Regions from separate parts of the Mus musculus genome. Here region 1 is linked to region 2. The links are chromatin loops, found by intact Hi-C in ENCODE. Cell type or tissue: left cerebral cortex. All regions are shown on one strand.

Region 1 (8,000 bases), 240 kb before region 2:
CATTGCACCCCAGAAAATTGGATTCACAAAAGCCTACTGGCCCAAGAACACACACATAAGCAACAGGACCAACAGTAAAAATTAAGGTGTCTAATTACAAAGATAATGACCTGGACTCTATGGGAGCAAGCTACTCTTTTGATTGTACATGCACTGAGAAAGGCATATGGACCTGAGAGCAATCATCGCAGAGAAATACAAGAGTGTGAAGAAGTATTTAGATGGCATATTTACTTTCCCCCTATTCTGCAGCTCGAGTTTTTTGATATGGCCATGACCTTCAAATGCAACAGTTAGCTAGGCTAGTTACTTGTGCTGAGGCCTTGCAATGTACTTGGAACTTAAATGCCGTCAGGGCACCTTTCCTCTCCTGGCCATTTTGAGATGGACTCTAGACTTAAATGCTCCGTGGCTACTTTAGATTTAATAGGTTTAAGCTGGGCTACCAGGACTGCTATGGCAACAACGAAACAAAATGGAAATGTCTGTGGTCTGAGAAAGGCAGTGATTAAACTTTCAAATTATTCTTGACTAGCTCTCCAAATTTTAAATGTCAGGGCATTTAGAAAGCAGTGACAGGCCTTAGTTTCTAGAGAATTTCTTGAGAATAATTTGGGGGAGCTTAGATACATATGTATTGGTAAAAATTCACTCATAGCCTTTGTCTGTTGTGATACAAATAAAACACATGGTTTACTCAGAAGTACAAGGGCTCTTCCGTGTATTCTTGGTGAAGAAAAGATTTAAATTTTCACTTTATCTATGGCTAACATTCATCATAAGAAATAAAAAGTCCTGAGTTTGCTTAACCAAAATTGCAACAAAAAAAGTTTTCCACTGGTTGAAGAATTGTTTCAACTGACTCCAAGGATTCGTGAAAGACAAGAGTTTATTACTTACTCTGCATTTATGGGAACTGGAATACAAGTGTTTTGACAAAGTTTATCAATTTTAAATTAAATTTAGTACACATTTGTCTGAGACAAAAACTGTTGGCAGAACAAAGACCCATTACACTTTTAAACCTTGTCAACTCCTACCGGGGATAACTATCAGTAAAAACTTTCTAGGCACTAGTTATAACCGAGCACCAAGAGCATTTTTACTTTTTCTGTGAAGTATTTAATTTAAAAAAGAAGGGGATATTTTATGGAGAGGAGCTGAGTTCAGGAGAGCGAACTGGGAAATGTCTTTTAAGGTGAAAAGACATGCAGCCGAGAGTCCAATTTTGAGCCATCTGTCTGAACATCCCGAGGAAGCCTGGGGGTAAAGAGAAAGAAGGAATTACCTGCTTCAGAGTAGTCTCAGCTAGAGCTGAAGGGAAGATTGCTGGCCTCTGCCAACAAAGGAAAATTTGAAGACAAATAATACTTATTGTAAGGTGAAATTGCAACTCTCTATCTCAGAGGTGTACTGGGTATCTACTCAGATGAGCAGTAGTAAAGCTAACTTACTGATTACAGGGGAATGCCAGGGCCAAAAAATGGGAATGGGTGGGTAGGGAAGTAGGGGGGAGGGTATGGGGAACTTTTGGGATAGCACTCTAAATGTAATTGAGGAAAATACGTAATAATAAAAAATATTAAAAAAAAATAAATAAAATAAAAATGATTTTAAGTAAAAAAAAAAAGAAAATATTTTAACCAAACAGCTGGATTTTATAGATATTGATAAAGATGACATCATCCTCAGAAGAAGCAGCTCAGCAAGTTACTGTCAGGCTTTCATATTTGTGAAATTTTATTTCATGTCTTCATAGGTTGTGAGCCTGGCCTTTAATGACTGAGCCACCTCTCCAGCCCTACTCAGGATTTTAATATGTGAATGTGTAGATCTTTAGCGTCCTAAGACTAAGAAAAGCCCATTATTTCTGTCCATTCTAACTTTGGAATGAATTTGTTATCTGTGAAAAATCTGTGCTTCTAAAACTTTCAATTCACATTCCCTTTTGATTCAGTTAAAAGAAACCCCTCCATCCCTCCACCCTCCACCCTTCCATCCTTACATCCCTCTAACCCTCCATCCCTCCATCGCTCCATCCCTCCACTCTTTGAGTGGAGCTTTCTCCTCCTTTGGATTCTAATGCTAAGTGATGTTTATCTGGTTTACCATATTCATCCCCTGAATTTTCCTGAAAGATGTGCCATGAAGCAAACACTGCCAGATGCTGGGCAAACAAGTTTACATGTCAAAAAGCTTCAAAGTAGCTTCTTCTAGCTCTATTCCACATTCTCTCTGACCTTAGATGTTAGGCCACATCAGAAAAGATATCTTAAATGGGAAAGATAAATAGAACAGAGCTGCCAGTAAATCCTTCCTAAAAGCTCCAAGCATGCAGGCATTTAGTAAAGGAAATGCTTTTTCCTTTCTGTTTCTGTAAGGCTGCTGCTTCAGATGGTGACAAGGTCAAACTGGTTGTTCTTGAGCTAAGAAAGCAGATGCTCAAGCCGACTGGCTTTGAGAAGTGTTTCTATTCCAGGCAATCATTTACAGAGAGTCACCTATGTTCAAGGCTCAAGGAAAGTGCTGAGATGAGAGATGGTTATGAAAAGAGTATGGCTCTGCTCCCAGGGAATGTAATGGATGCCCTTAAGCACCGAGGATGAAAGGGTGGAAACGCCCAGTGTCCTGAGAGAGGAAACTACCTACCCTAAATATGAGAATACCCAAACAAAACCAGAGCGCATAGATTTCTGTGTAGATAAATCCCCCTCTTTTTCTTTGTGGTTGTTAACTCAGCATTCCTCTCTCAATTACTCTTCTCATTTCAGAAATGGGTTCTCATTGGACCTGACACCTGAACATCAATGTAGAGACATTAGAATGTAAGTTTACATGCTGCATTGGCACAGGCTAGATATGATGAGGCCCTTGCTTTAATCTGAGCTTAAACACAAGAAGATGCTACTGGTAGAAAAGGCAGAAGAGAGATTGATGAAGTAAAAGCCACCCTTTAAGAACTGAGGGCCAACTGGCCTGCCACAACTGCCTCACATCTGAGTTCTAGAGTTATCTGTAAAATATGGGGGGATGAATTCTACCTATGAGTTGCTTGTGGTTACTTCTCAGGGCTAGCCTCTCACATACCTCCATCTGAGTGGGCAAACAGACTGTGTGCACCAAACGCTTGTGTTTCTAATATTCACATATTCAAGAAATGTGCCAGGAGCTGGGAGAAGATGCTCTGAAGACAAGAATTTAATGAGAAAATGAACAATACATTTTCCTGTGAGGAACACCTCAACAATGCCTACTACGTTCTTCTCACCACCTTCATGGCTAAAATTCCTCATTCAACTAGGAACTTAAGATGTGAAGCCCCACTTCTCAGGAAAGCTTCAGTCTGGGGCCAATGCAAATTGTTAGTCACTCTTCTTCCTGCCCTCCCCTTCCCCTGCCTAGACTTCATATTCATCTATGGACCCATGAGCATTTTGCCACCCACTGGGGATATTTAGAAATAAACACATTATTTGAAAGGACATTTATAAGCTTGGAAATTTATGTTATCAGTTTACTTGTTTTTTTCCTGAAATAAACATATTTTTAAATTCTTTTCTGTTGATGTTATGGCAATTAGGTGAAGGACTTACACAGAAAACTTCCTTTCTGTTTGTTAAATGCCATAATAGTTCATGGTCTGATGAAAACATAGTGAATAAGGCTCAAGTTGGAATGTTTAGATTGGATATAAAGCCAAATGGGTATGACATGTAAATTAATTTTTAAAATCTTAACTAATGATGGCTGTGAAGATTTCATCATTGATAGAACAAAGACTTCAGGATAGTGTAGAGAAAAAAACCTGGGAGATGGCAGCAACACGAGAAAAGAGATCTCAAAATGAGTATATCATCATCATCATGTTGTTATTATTATAAAACTTCTTAACCATATTTCTTCCTCATAATTGTTTTCAGTCCTCACAAATATCATGACTTTTATCTAAACTGAGAAAAAAAACCACACCATACTCATTAAATACAAGGAAGGAAGGAAGGAAGGAAGGAAGGAAGGAAGGAAGGAAGGGGATGGAAAGGAAAGGGAAAGGAAGGGGAAAGGGGAAGGGAAAGGGAAAGGAAGGGGAAAGGGGAAGGGGAAAAGGGAAGGGGAGGGGAAGGGAAGGGGAAGGGAAGGGGAAGGGAAGGGAAGGGGAAAGGGGAAGGGAAGGGGAAAGGGGAAGGGGCAGGGGAAAGGGGAAGGGGCAGGGAAGGGAGAAGGGGGAAGGGGCAGGGGAAGGGGAAAGGGGAAGGGGGAAGGGGAAAGGGGAAGGGGGAAGGGGAAAGGGGAAGGGGCAGGGGAAGGGGAAAGGGGAAGGGGGAAAGGGAAAGGGGAAGGGGCAAGGGGCAGGGGAAGGGGAAAGGGGAAGGGGGAAAGGGAAAGGGGAAGGGGCAAGGGGCAGGGGAAGGGGAAAGGGGAAGGGGAAGGGGAAAGGGGAAGGAGAAGGGGAAGGGGAAGGGGAAGGGGAAGGGGAAGGGGAAGGGGAAGGGGAAGGGGAAGGGAAGGGAAGGGAACTATTCTCTCATGCTATCATCTCAACTCTCAAAATGTGTAGGATGGCACTGCTGTTTTCCCCAGAGCTCCCTCAGTGTTGGGGCTTTTCCAGTAAAATATGTAACACTGGAAATAAATCTGCTTTTTAAAATAGTTCAGATAGCATGCATGGCTAACAAAAATCACCATCGGTCACATCCCACCAAGAAAGGTGGATGGGTTAGGAAGGTGTGTTAATTTTCACTGCACAGGTAGTATGCTGCACAACTGCACACCAATAGAAGACCAAAGCCCTGAGATTATCATTAATTTCAAGGTTTATAAGCAAACACAATCAGTAAAGTATGGTATGAGTATATAAACACCTCCAGTCCTAAAATCCAAAATGTTTCAAAGTTCTAAATTGTTTGAACACTGGACATGATACACATAAAAAATATAGTGGTTTGATTTTCATATAAACTGTCCTAGCAAAAAATATAAATACACTGAAAATATTATATATAATCAGCCTCACATTGCATGGATAAGTTATATGTGGAAAAATAATGAATTCTACGTTTGACTTAAGCTCCATCATTAAGATGTCTCACTGTCAATGTGCCAAGATCTAAATGAACTATTAAACTTTTCTGGTCCCAAGCATTTGAAACAGGGTCACTAAGCCTATATCTATACTTTTAGCAAGGTAAGTATTGAATCGTGTGTTCTGTAAAAGATATACTTCTGTTTCAGTTCTGGAGGGATAACTACTTCATGGGTTTAGTAGGAGACAATATCTGTGTACATATGTAATATATTTAGCTCAGTGATTACCTTACCTTCCCATGAGATGGCCACGTCTGTGTTCTACACCTCCATTTCATTGGCTCATTGCTCAAATATCCAAAATATTCACAGGCTGTAGGGCATCTCAGTTATACCGTATGAGATAAAACAGAAAATATCTTTTCTAGTAGAACTTAACATACCAGAGCCAACAAAAGATAATAAGCATATGAGTAAAATGAATGATAAGTCAGGAAAACTGATTCTTGCCTTTTATAAATTAAAACAACAAAGAGTGTAGGACCAGCCATTAGGTTTCTAGACTGGGGTGAATAAAAGTTAAGAGGGGGGTCTTTCATTGCTCAGAAATGTTTCCATAGTATTTTTCTATGAGTTGATTATGATATGCCTTCTAGGAATATTTATGTATATAAGTTTTGAGTTTTGTGTAATTTTTGAGGAGAAAAAATTTTAATCAAATTTTCAAGGCTACTTGGAAAGTAGATCAATACCCCCCAAACCCTAACACCATAGTTCATTGCTCACACTATAAAGATGCAACATAGCCAAAACAGCATTGGTGGTCAGACATGGCAGCTCAGAACTGTAATGCTAACACTTGAGAAGCTGAAGCAGAGGGGTGAAGCAGAGGGGTTGCCACAAACGTAAGTCTATCTTATACTATATAACAAGTACAGCTGGGACTGCATAGCAAGAAATTGGCTACAAAGGAAAGAAGTTGCAAGAAACTTGAAGTCAAATTTCTTGTCTAATTATTTACCCAGCCACTTCAGACTTACACAATCATACATGCATATTTTAATCATGTCATGCTTAAATAAATTTATGTTGTACACATAGTGCTATTTGTTACTTAAAGGGGTAATAAAACCATAGTGATATAACTTCTATTGCCCCAAAGATGCTCGACACACTGCAGCCTGATAATGTTGATACATTGCATCCTGTAGTTATCTCTGCAATGGCATTGGCCAGTACTGAAGTTAGGGAAGAAAAACCAATTAAGTGTGTACTAAATCAACACCTACATTGTGCATGGAAGCTCCAACTAACGTGAATGCTTCTACCTGTTCCAGGATTCAAGACACAGCCAGGAGCGACCATGTGGATTTCTGCTCACTCTCCATTCTTGCCCTGCAAAAGCAGCACAATGATGTGGCCATTGTGGCCAGTTCTTCATCACCTGCCTCCTCTGCATACTCTGTGTGGTATCAAGGAGCCCAACGAAATCCTGAGTCCTCATGGGTGAAATGGATCTACTGTAGCCCCAAACTTTTATCCCATCCTGAAAAATCTTGTTATTTTCATAAAGTGTTGATATGGTAAGCAAATGGATGCAAGAAGCATTGTTTCATTGTCGAAAAAGATAACCTATCCAGAGTTTCCTGACCATGACTTTCAGAGGACTTCCACCCTAACATCTGACAGAACCAGACTAATACGGTTGGCAAATTTTACTGATAACATCTGAAGAGTGGTCTACAACATTTTAAAAATGACAAAGGAGACATGCTGGGAACAGAATACAAACTAGAGCTCAGTTTCAGTGGTAAGAATTACATTTTACGTGGTGTTTTTGAATATGATGAATAGGTTTTGTTTTATTTGTTGTGATTTGTCTTCTTATTGCAATACAACAATGCCTAAGGTGCTAGTTTAGAATATACAATTTGGTGGCATTTACTGTGGTCACAGGGAAACAGCAATTACCACAGCCTTCTAATTTCAGAGCCATTGTGTCACCTCTAAAGGAAGATTGTCCTTACTATCTACCACCTTTTATGATCTACCTTATATTTACGAGTAAGGAGGTGTAGATAACGTACATCTCAGAGGAAAGGTTAATACCACAAGTGAAGAACTCAGAGGCTATTGGGGCTAAGGGTCCTACTGTTGAGACTGGTGCAGAAATCCACAGTGAAAAGAACAGCCAATCAAAAAACAGCTTCGGTGAAGTAGCTGGATATAAAATTAACTCAAACAAGTCAATGGCCTTTCTCTACACAAAGAATAAACAGGCTGAGAAAGAAATTAGGGAAACAACACCCTTCTCAATAGCCACAAATAATATAAAATATCTCGGCGTGACTCTAACGAAGGAAGTGAAAGATCTGTATGATAAAAACTTCAAGTCCCTGAAGAAAGAAATTAAAGAAGATCTCAGAAGATGGAAAGATCTCCCATGCTCATGGATTGGCAGGACCAACATTGTAAAAATGGCTATCTTGCCAAAAGCAATCTACAGATTCAATGCAATCCCCATTAAAATTCCAACTCAATTCTTCAACGAATTAGAAGGAGCAATTTGCAAATTCATCTGGAATAACAAAAAACCGAGGATAGCAAAAACTCTTCTCAAGGATAAAAGAACCTCTGGTGGAATCACCATGCCTGACCTAAAGCTTTACTACAGAGCAATTGTGATAAAAACTGCATGGTACTGGTATAGAGACAGACAAGTGGACCAATGGAATAGAATTGAAGACCCAGAAATGAACCCACACACCTATGGTCACTTGATCTTCGACAAGGGAGCCAAAACCATCCAGTGGAAGAAAGACAGCATTTTCAACAATTGGTGCTGGCACAACTGGTTGTTATCATGTAGAAGAATGCGAATCGATCCATACTTATCTCCTTGTACTAAGGTCAAATCTAAGTGGATCAAGGAACTTCACATAAAACCAGAGACACTGAAACTTATAGAGGAGAAAGTG
Region 2 (8,000 bases):
GAATGATTAATTTATTTTACTTTTAACAAGTGGCCACCCTTAGATAGATAGATAGATAGATAGATAGATAGATAGATAGATAGATAGATAGATAGATAGATAGATGAATAGATGAATAGATGGATAGATGAATGATAGATAATAGGTGGGTGATAGATGGGTAGATAGATGGGTAGATAGATGGATAGACACATCCACAGACAGATATAGTTAGAAAGATGATATATTAGATAAGATGATAGGTACATACATACATACATACATACATAGACAGAGAGTTCTAGCAATGTTGCAGTGTAACCTGGTTCTGAGTCTGTGTGGGTGTGAGAATCTTGACCACAGGTACTACATGCCATTTCTTATTGTGCTACCACTGGGCCTGATATATGCTGAAAAGGCAATAAATATTCACTGAAGTAAACCAAATCACAATCAGAAAAGTAAGCACCTGAGCACTCCATGGCCTTCCCACCATTTGTTAAGACAGGGACCTTGTGTATAAATAAGGAAGCTTGCCCTGCTTTATAGGTGTTACACTTTACTGACTTGAGGATATTTTAAATTTTTGAATGATTAGTAAGCCAATTGCATACAATATAAAAATCATGACTATAAAAATAATATTATTTTACTGAAAAAGCTTATTTCCTTTAACAATCCTCATAAACATAGTCACTTTCCTTTATGGTTAATTAAAGAGTAATTCTGAGTGTAGAGAATGTATTACACCTGAAGAAGAAAGCCTGCGCTGTGTATCATTATTGTTTGCATCTAAGCGGACAGCCATCAGTAAGAAGAAAAGCCCTGTCATTCTTCTTGAGGAGTCAAATTTACTTTTCCTAAGTTGTTATTTGATAATCCAAGAGTTGCCACATGAGAGCAAAAATGAACACTGTGAGGTGAGAGCCAAATGCTGACTTCTCAGTAAAAGGACCAACACTTACATAATAATGCCAGAATAAATTCCCCAATGGCCTTCTGGGGAATTATTATAGAAGATCATTTGAATGGAATTCTACTTAAATGATTATCTGAACCATGAAGCCACCAAACCATTGAGAATCTATCTTCGTAGATGCCCTCAATTAGTCATAGAAACGGATCCAAAAGTAATGAGCCATACTACATAGATTTCAGCTGAATACTATAGGCAGAATAAAGCTATAGGCAGAATAAAGCTTTAACTTCCTTGCAATTTATTTCCATGTGAAATTATACTACCTAACACACCTTGAATAGAGAAAAACGCTGATCATTCTAATATTCCAAATGATGAGATTTGCGGTATTTGCTTCCATAAAGCAGCCAGCAGGATGCAGAATATTTCTGACTAAACTCATTAAAGATGGACTGATTTACCTTCGAGGGTGCATTAAGATCATTATTTCCCTCTGAAATGAAAAAATTTAGACGTTTCGCTTGCAATTAATAACATAGTGAATACAGACCAGGGTTCCGAAGGTCAACGTACAAACCTGGAGTCTTTTCCCTGTAAACTCAGTGCTCCTGAACAAATCAAATTATATATAAATCTATCATAATTGAGAGATGGATGGAGATTCCGGCAAGAACTAAGTCCTTCGTCTATTTACTAAGAATACAAATTGGTTTAAGTCACCAGGCATCTTTTTTTTCCAATTTTTTATTAGTTATTTACTTCATATACATTTCAAATGCTATCCTGAAAGTCCCCTATACCCCCCACCACCACTCCCCCCCCCACTCCCACTTCTTGGCCCTGGTGTTCCCCTGTACTGAGGCAGATAAAGTTTGCAAGACCAAGAGGCCTCTCTTCCCAATAATGGCCAACTAGCCCATCTTCTGCTACAAATGCAGCTAGAGAACCGAGCTCTGGGAGTACTGGTTAGTTCATATTGTTGTTCTACCTATAGGGTTGCAGACCCCACCAGGCATCTTTTTAAAACAAGAATCAATCCTATGGAAGGCTCACAACCAATTAAGTGTTTCTGCTACTGTTGTGGTTGGGTCTGAAATGCTTCCCACAGTTGTGTTTCTGGGGCTTGCTTCCCATCTATTTTGAAGATCACAGATTCTTTAAGAAGTAAGTCTTATCTAAAACAAGACCACAAGTGATTCAAGACCACCCTGATTCTGTCCTACATGTTCTGCCTCCAATTCTGCCAGGATGTGAACAGGTGTTGCCTCGAGCTCTTACTACCACAGACAAACTTGATCTGCTTTGGCTATCTCCTTCAACAAAGTATTAAGAAAAATTTTAACTTTCCCAAATACAGATTCCAAACACATGATGCACAAGAACAAATATGACAAAGATCCAGTACATGGTGATAAAATAAGAGACTAACTGTTCAGAGAGATTATTCATGGGATATGATAGATTTCCTTATTGGATGTCAAAGCATCACGAGTAATATTTGAGATGAAAGAAAATATCAGCACATAAGTTAGCAAATGGACAAATTATAATAATTGTAGACAAAGCAATATACATACTCCAGAACTTAACCTGAAGACAGAAAAAAGTTATTAAGTTCTTTGATGTCATCAACAAGACATCATTATGCCTGATATCACCATTACAGCTAAGCATCTATAAAAGTCTTAAAACAAGGAGTCAGATGATAAATTTTATTGGAATCTATTAGATGCCAGTAACATCTAATGTTACTATAGTTAATAAGTATATGTAATTAGAGCTTTAGTTTCCATATAAATGAGTGTTTTATATGCTGCCTGAAAAATATAAGCCACAAATGAAAAGGGATCCTGTGGTCACCCCAATTCCCATGGGTATCAAGTCTTCTTCATTGGCAGAGAAGAAAAAATAAATAAAAGATGTCTCAGCTGTAACATCCTCTTCTTGTCCAAGTTTGTAGGTCTGTTCTTGCATAATCATTTTCAAAACTAACACTAGTAAACTATACCAATGACTAAGGCCAGGAGGAGATTTCCATACTGCTGCAGGCTCTGTTGATGCCGTAACATTCAAGACAGGTGCTGTTTATGTATAAGAATTGAGACTTATGGCCTCAGAGATGGAGAAGCCTCAAAGCAATGAAACTCACCAATTTTCTATCAAGTTAAAAAAATGTATATGGCAAATGGCAAACGTGAAATTGGAGTAGGAGGTCTCGTCTGTTCATTGAGTAGAACTACTGTTCTTGTTAAAAAAATGTAAATGGTTAAACCCACATTTTTCACCCACATTGGGTATCTACTGTATAACACACATGTTATTTTTCACTCAAGAAAACATTACTGCTAGGAATAGACAATTTAATTTAGATCATTTAGAGACTAAGTGAATGCAGCAAGTCTAAAAGACTATTGTGTTGAGATTTTAAATTCAAAACTATGTACCTTTATGTCAAAACTTCTCTTCATGCCATAATGAAAAGGATTGGTTCGCACGGTATGGATTAGCTGTTCTGATCATCTAAACTCTATGTGCATTTCTAATTACATTGTATCAAAATAAAAGTCAAATCTACAAATATGTGTTCAGATGATAATCTGTAAGTATTCATTTTAAAATGCCTACAAAAAGCAACTAACTGCTGGATCAGTAGTTGACATTTAAAAGCATAAAAGTTTTGCACTGATCAAGTACTAAGTTTCCTTGAATAGGTTATAGGCACCAAGAAACACGCTAACATAGAAGGGGGAAAATTCACAGGGTTCTAACCATACAGGCAACTAAGAAATGCTGAGAACAAGAGAAAGAAGTCTTTTGCAAGGGACAGTTCCTCGATTGCTGTACAGTTTACCAAGCTGCCAGCCCTGAAATCATACACACAAAAGTAATATTACATGGAATCAGTAAACTGTACTTACATATGTAGGAGTGAATATAGACCATACAACAATTACGGAAAAGAGCCAAGAAGTGAACGATGTAAGAACGAGAGAGAGAGAGAGAGAGAGAGAGAGAGAGAGAGAGAGAGAGAGAGAGAGAGAGAGAGAGGCATAATATTGGGGGTACATGAGAAAAGTAGGAGAGAAAAGGGAAAAATAAAATGTTGCAATATTTTAATTTCAAAAATTTGAAGAGTCATAGGCATCTAAAGACTGCTAAGAAAGAGAGAATAAGTGTTCCCCAGAAATAAATATCTAAAATGGTTATCCAATTCCAAGTGGCCAGCCCTAAAAATGTGTATATAAGCAATACTAAACACAATCAGCAGATTGCATTTATATAGTTCTTTGTATTACTTGAATATATATAACAACAATAATTAATTATTTGGGAGCATGGATTTGAAAATAAGTAGAGAGGGAAGAACATAGTAGTGTTTAAAGGGAAAGAGAAATGATGCCATCATATTTAATTTTTTATTAGATATTTTCTTTATTTACATTTCAAATGTTATCCCCTTTTCTGGTTTCCCCTCCAAAACCCCCATTCCCTCGCCCCTTCTCCTGCTCCACAACCCACCCACTCCTGCTTCCTGGCCCTGGCATTCCCCTATACTGGGGCATAGAACCTGCACAGGGCCAAGGGCCTCTTCTCCCATTGAAGACTAACTACGCCATCCTCTGCTACGTATTCAGCTAGAGTCACGAGTCCCACCATGTGTTTTCTTTGGTTGGTGGTTTAGTCCCAGGGAGCTTTGGGGGTATTGTTTAGTTCATATTATTGTTCCTCCTATGGGGCTGGAAATCCCTTCATCTCCTTGGGTACTTTCTCTAGCTCCTTCATTGGGGACCCTGTGCTCCATCCAATGGATGACTGTGAGCATCCACTTCTCTATTTGCCAGGCACTGGTAGGGCCTCTCAGGATACAGTTATCTCAGGTTCCTGTCAGTAAGCTCTTGTAGGCATCAACGATAGTGTCTGGGTTTGGTGGTTGTCTATGGGATGGATCCCTAGGTGGGGCAGTCTCTGGATGGTCCTTCCTTCAGTCTCTGCTCCGAAAGTTGTCTCTGTAACTCTTTCCATGGGTATTTTGTTCCCCCCTCTAAGAAGGAGCAAAGTATCCACACTTTGGTCTTCCTTCTTGAGTTTCATGTGTTTTGTGAATTGTATCTTGGGTATTCCAAGATTCTGGGCTAATATCCACTTATCAGTGAGTGCATATCATGTGTGTTCTTTTGTGATTGGGTTGCCTCACTCAGGATGATATCCTCCAGATCCATCCATTTGTCTAAGAATTTCATAAATTCATTGTTTTTAATAGCTGAGTAGCACTCCATTGTGTAAATGTACCACATTTTCCACATCCATTCCTTTGTTGAGGAACATCTGGGCTCTTTACAGCTTCTGGCTATCATAAATAAGGCTGCTACGAACATAGTGAAGCATGTGTCCTTACTACATGTTGAAACATCTTCTGAGTGTATGCCCAGGAGTGGTATTGCTGGATCCTCTGATAGTGCTATATCCAATTTTCTCAGGAACCTCCAAACTGATTTCCAGAGTGGTTATACCAGCTTGCAATCCCACCAGCAATGGAGGAGTGTACCGCTTCCTCAACATCCTCAATATCCTTCCATGAATCCAGCCCTCCAAAGGATAATAAAAGGATAACTTCAACACAAGGAGGGAAACTACACCCTAGAAAAAGCAAGAAAGTAATCTTTCAACAAACCTAAAAGAAGATAACCACATGAATAGAATCCCAACTCTATTGAATTACTTTTTAAAAAATAAAAAAAAAAATCATTAACATCAGTGATCATTTAGGGATCCCTTAAAGTTTCTCAGATTAAAAACCACAAAATTAATATGGTTCTAAATGTTTTGTGTAAACAAAAAAAAACTGAGTTTGTATCAAATCATCAAATTTTACCTCTTCTGTTTCCATGAAAATATCTTTAAAAATAAAACTAGAAAAGCAACATTGCCACTAAAATGTTAGCAGCCTCGGTCATATCTTTTAAAAATCTGCTTCTCTTGTAACTTCTATTTTTATCATACTTTATTGTATTCCAAATTTTTATTTCATTATAGGCACTCAAAAAAGGAGCAATGACTAAATAAAAACGAAATGAAGAAGCTGCATAGTGAGGTAAAAGATTAATTGAGAATGGGAATGTGTCATATCTCCGTTTCAACAACACATAACAGAATTTAACAGATGTTTTTTGTTCAGAAAAAAAAAATTGTAGAAGGTTTCTGGGGAACATGCATAAAAGATCTTTAGACTCTATAAGTAGAATTTATTTGCAGTTCAGATAGTCTGAAATTTGAAATTTTGTTTCTCTTACTTCCTTCTAATTATTCATCGGCCAAGGAATGAATTGTAAATTTCTTGAGGTTTGGAAACTTTTTTTTCCATTTTTTATTAGGTATTTAGCTCATTTACATTTCCAATGCTATACCAAAAGTCCCCCATACCCACCCACCCCCACTCCCCTGCCCAGACACTCCCCCTTTTTGGCCATGGCGTTCCCCTGTACTGGGGCATATAAAGTTTGCAAGTCCAATGGGCCTCTCTTTCCAGTGATGGCCGACTAGGCCATGTTTTGATATATATGCAGCTAGAGTCAAGAGCTCCGGGGTACTGGTTAGTTCATAATGTTGTTCCACCTATAGGGTTGCAGATCCCTTTAGCTCCTTGGGTACTTTCTTTAGCTCCTCCATTGGGAGCCCGGTGATCCATCCATTAGCTGACTGTGAGCATCCACTTCTGTGTTTGCTAGGCCCCGGCATAGTCTCACAAGAGACAGCTACATCTGGGTCCTTTCAATAAAATCTTGCTAGTGTATGCAATGGTGTCAGCGTTTGGATGCTGATTATGGGGTGGATCCCTGGATATGGCAGTCTCTACATGGTCCATCCTTTCATCTCAGCTCCAAACTTTGTCTCTGTAACTCCTTCCATGGGTGTTTTGTTCCCAATTCTAAGGAGGGGCATAGTGTCCACACTTCAGTCTTCATTCTTCTTGAGTTTCATGTGTTTAGGAAATTGTATCTTATATCTTGGGTATCCTAGGTTTGGGGCTAATATCCACTTATCAGTGAGTACATATTGTGTGAGTTCCTTTGTGAATGTGTTACCTCACTCAGGATGATGCCCAGATGTAGCTATCTCTTGTGAGACTATGCCGGGGCCTAGCAAACACAGAAGTGGATGCTCACAGTCAGCTAATGGATGGATCACAGGGCTCCCAATGGAGGAGCTAGAGAAAGAACCCAAGGAGCTAAAGGGATCTGCAACCCTATAGGTGGAACATTATGAACTAACCAGTACCCCGGATCTCTTGACTCTAGCTGCATATGTAACAAAAGATGGCCTAAGCGGCCATCACTGGAAAGAGAGGCCCATTGGACACGTAAACTTTGTATGCCCCAGTACAGGGGAACGCCAGGGCCAAAAAGGGGGAGTGGGTGGGTAGGGGAGTGGGGGTGGGTGGGTATGGGGGAATTTTGGTATAGCATTGGAAATGTAAATGAGCTAAATACCTAATAAAAAATGGAAAATAAAATAAAATAAATAAATAAGGCTGCTATGAACATAGTGGAGCATGTGTCCTTCTTATCAGTTGGGGCATCTTCAGGATATATGCCCCCGAGAGGTATTCCTGGATCCTCCGGTAGTACTATGTCCAATTTTCTGAGGAACTGCCAGACTGATTTCCAGAGTGGTTGTACAAGCCTGCAATCCCACCAACAATGGAGGAGTGTTCCTCTTTCTCCACATCCACGCCACCATCTGCTGACACCTGAATTTTTGATCTTAGCCATCCTGACTGGTGTGAGGTGGAATCTCAGGGTTGTTTTGATTAGCATTTCCCTGATGATTAAGGATGTTGAAAATTTTTTCAGATGTTTCTCTGCCATTCGGTATTCCTCAGGTGAGAATTTTTTGTTCAGTTCTGAGCCCCATTTTTTAATGGGGTTATTTGATTTTCTGAAGTCCCCCTTCTTGAGTTCTTTATATATGTTGGATATTAGTCCCCTATCTGATTTAGGATAGGTAATGATCCTTTCCCAATCTGTTGGTGGTCTTTTTGTCTTACTGACGGTGTCTTTTGCCTTGCAGAAACTTTGGAGTTTCATTAGGTCCCATTTGTCAA

The links. Peaks named below come from ENCODE experiments on the same cell type or tissue, not always from the same donor. Only the 100,000 strongest peaks of a DNase experiment are listed, where the experiment ranks them.
Region 1: it touches region 2 in a loop (4-fold over the local background); 11 of 42 quality-filtered maps call a loop at or near these places.

The regions. Positions count from the first base shown.
Region 1 is chr17:82,474,429-82,482,428 of GRCm38, forward strand. No RefSeq gene overlaps it. Among named protein-coding and RNA genes, the nearest start is that of Gm34211, 140 kb to the right of the region's middle. In left cerebral cortex, no CTCF peak of the experiment used is centred here; DNase peaks (open chromatin) are centred at 2,430 and 4,624.
Region 2 is chr17:82,710,100-82,718,099 of GRCm38, forward strand. No RefSeq gene overlaps it. Among named protein-coding and RNA genes, the nearest start is that of Gm34211, 94 kb to the left of the region's middle. In left cerebral cortex, no CTCF peak of the experiment used is centred here; a DNase peak (open chromatin) is centred at 3,101.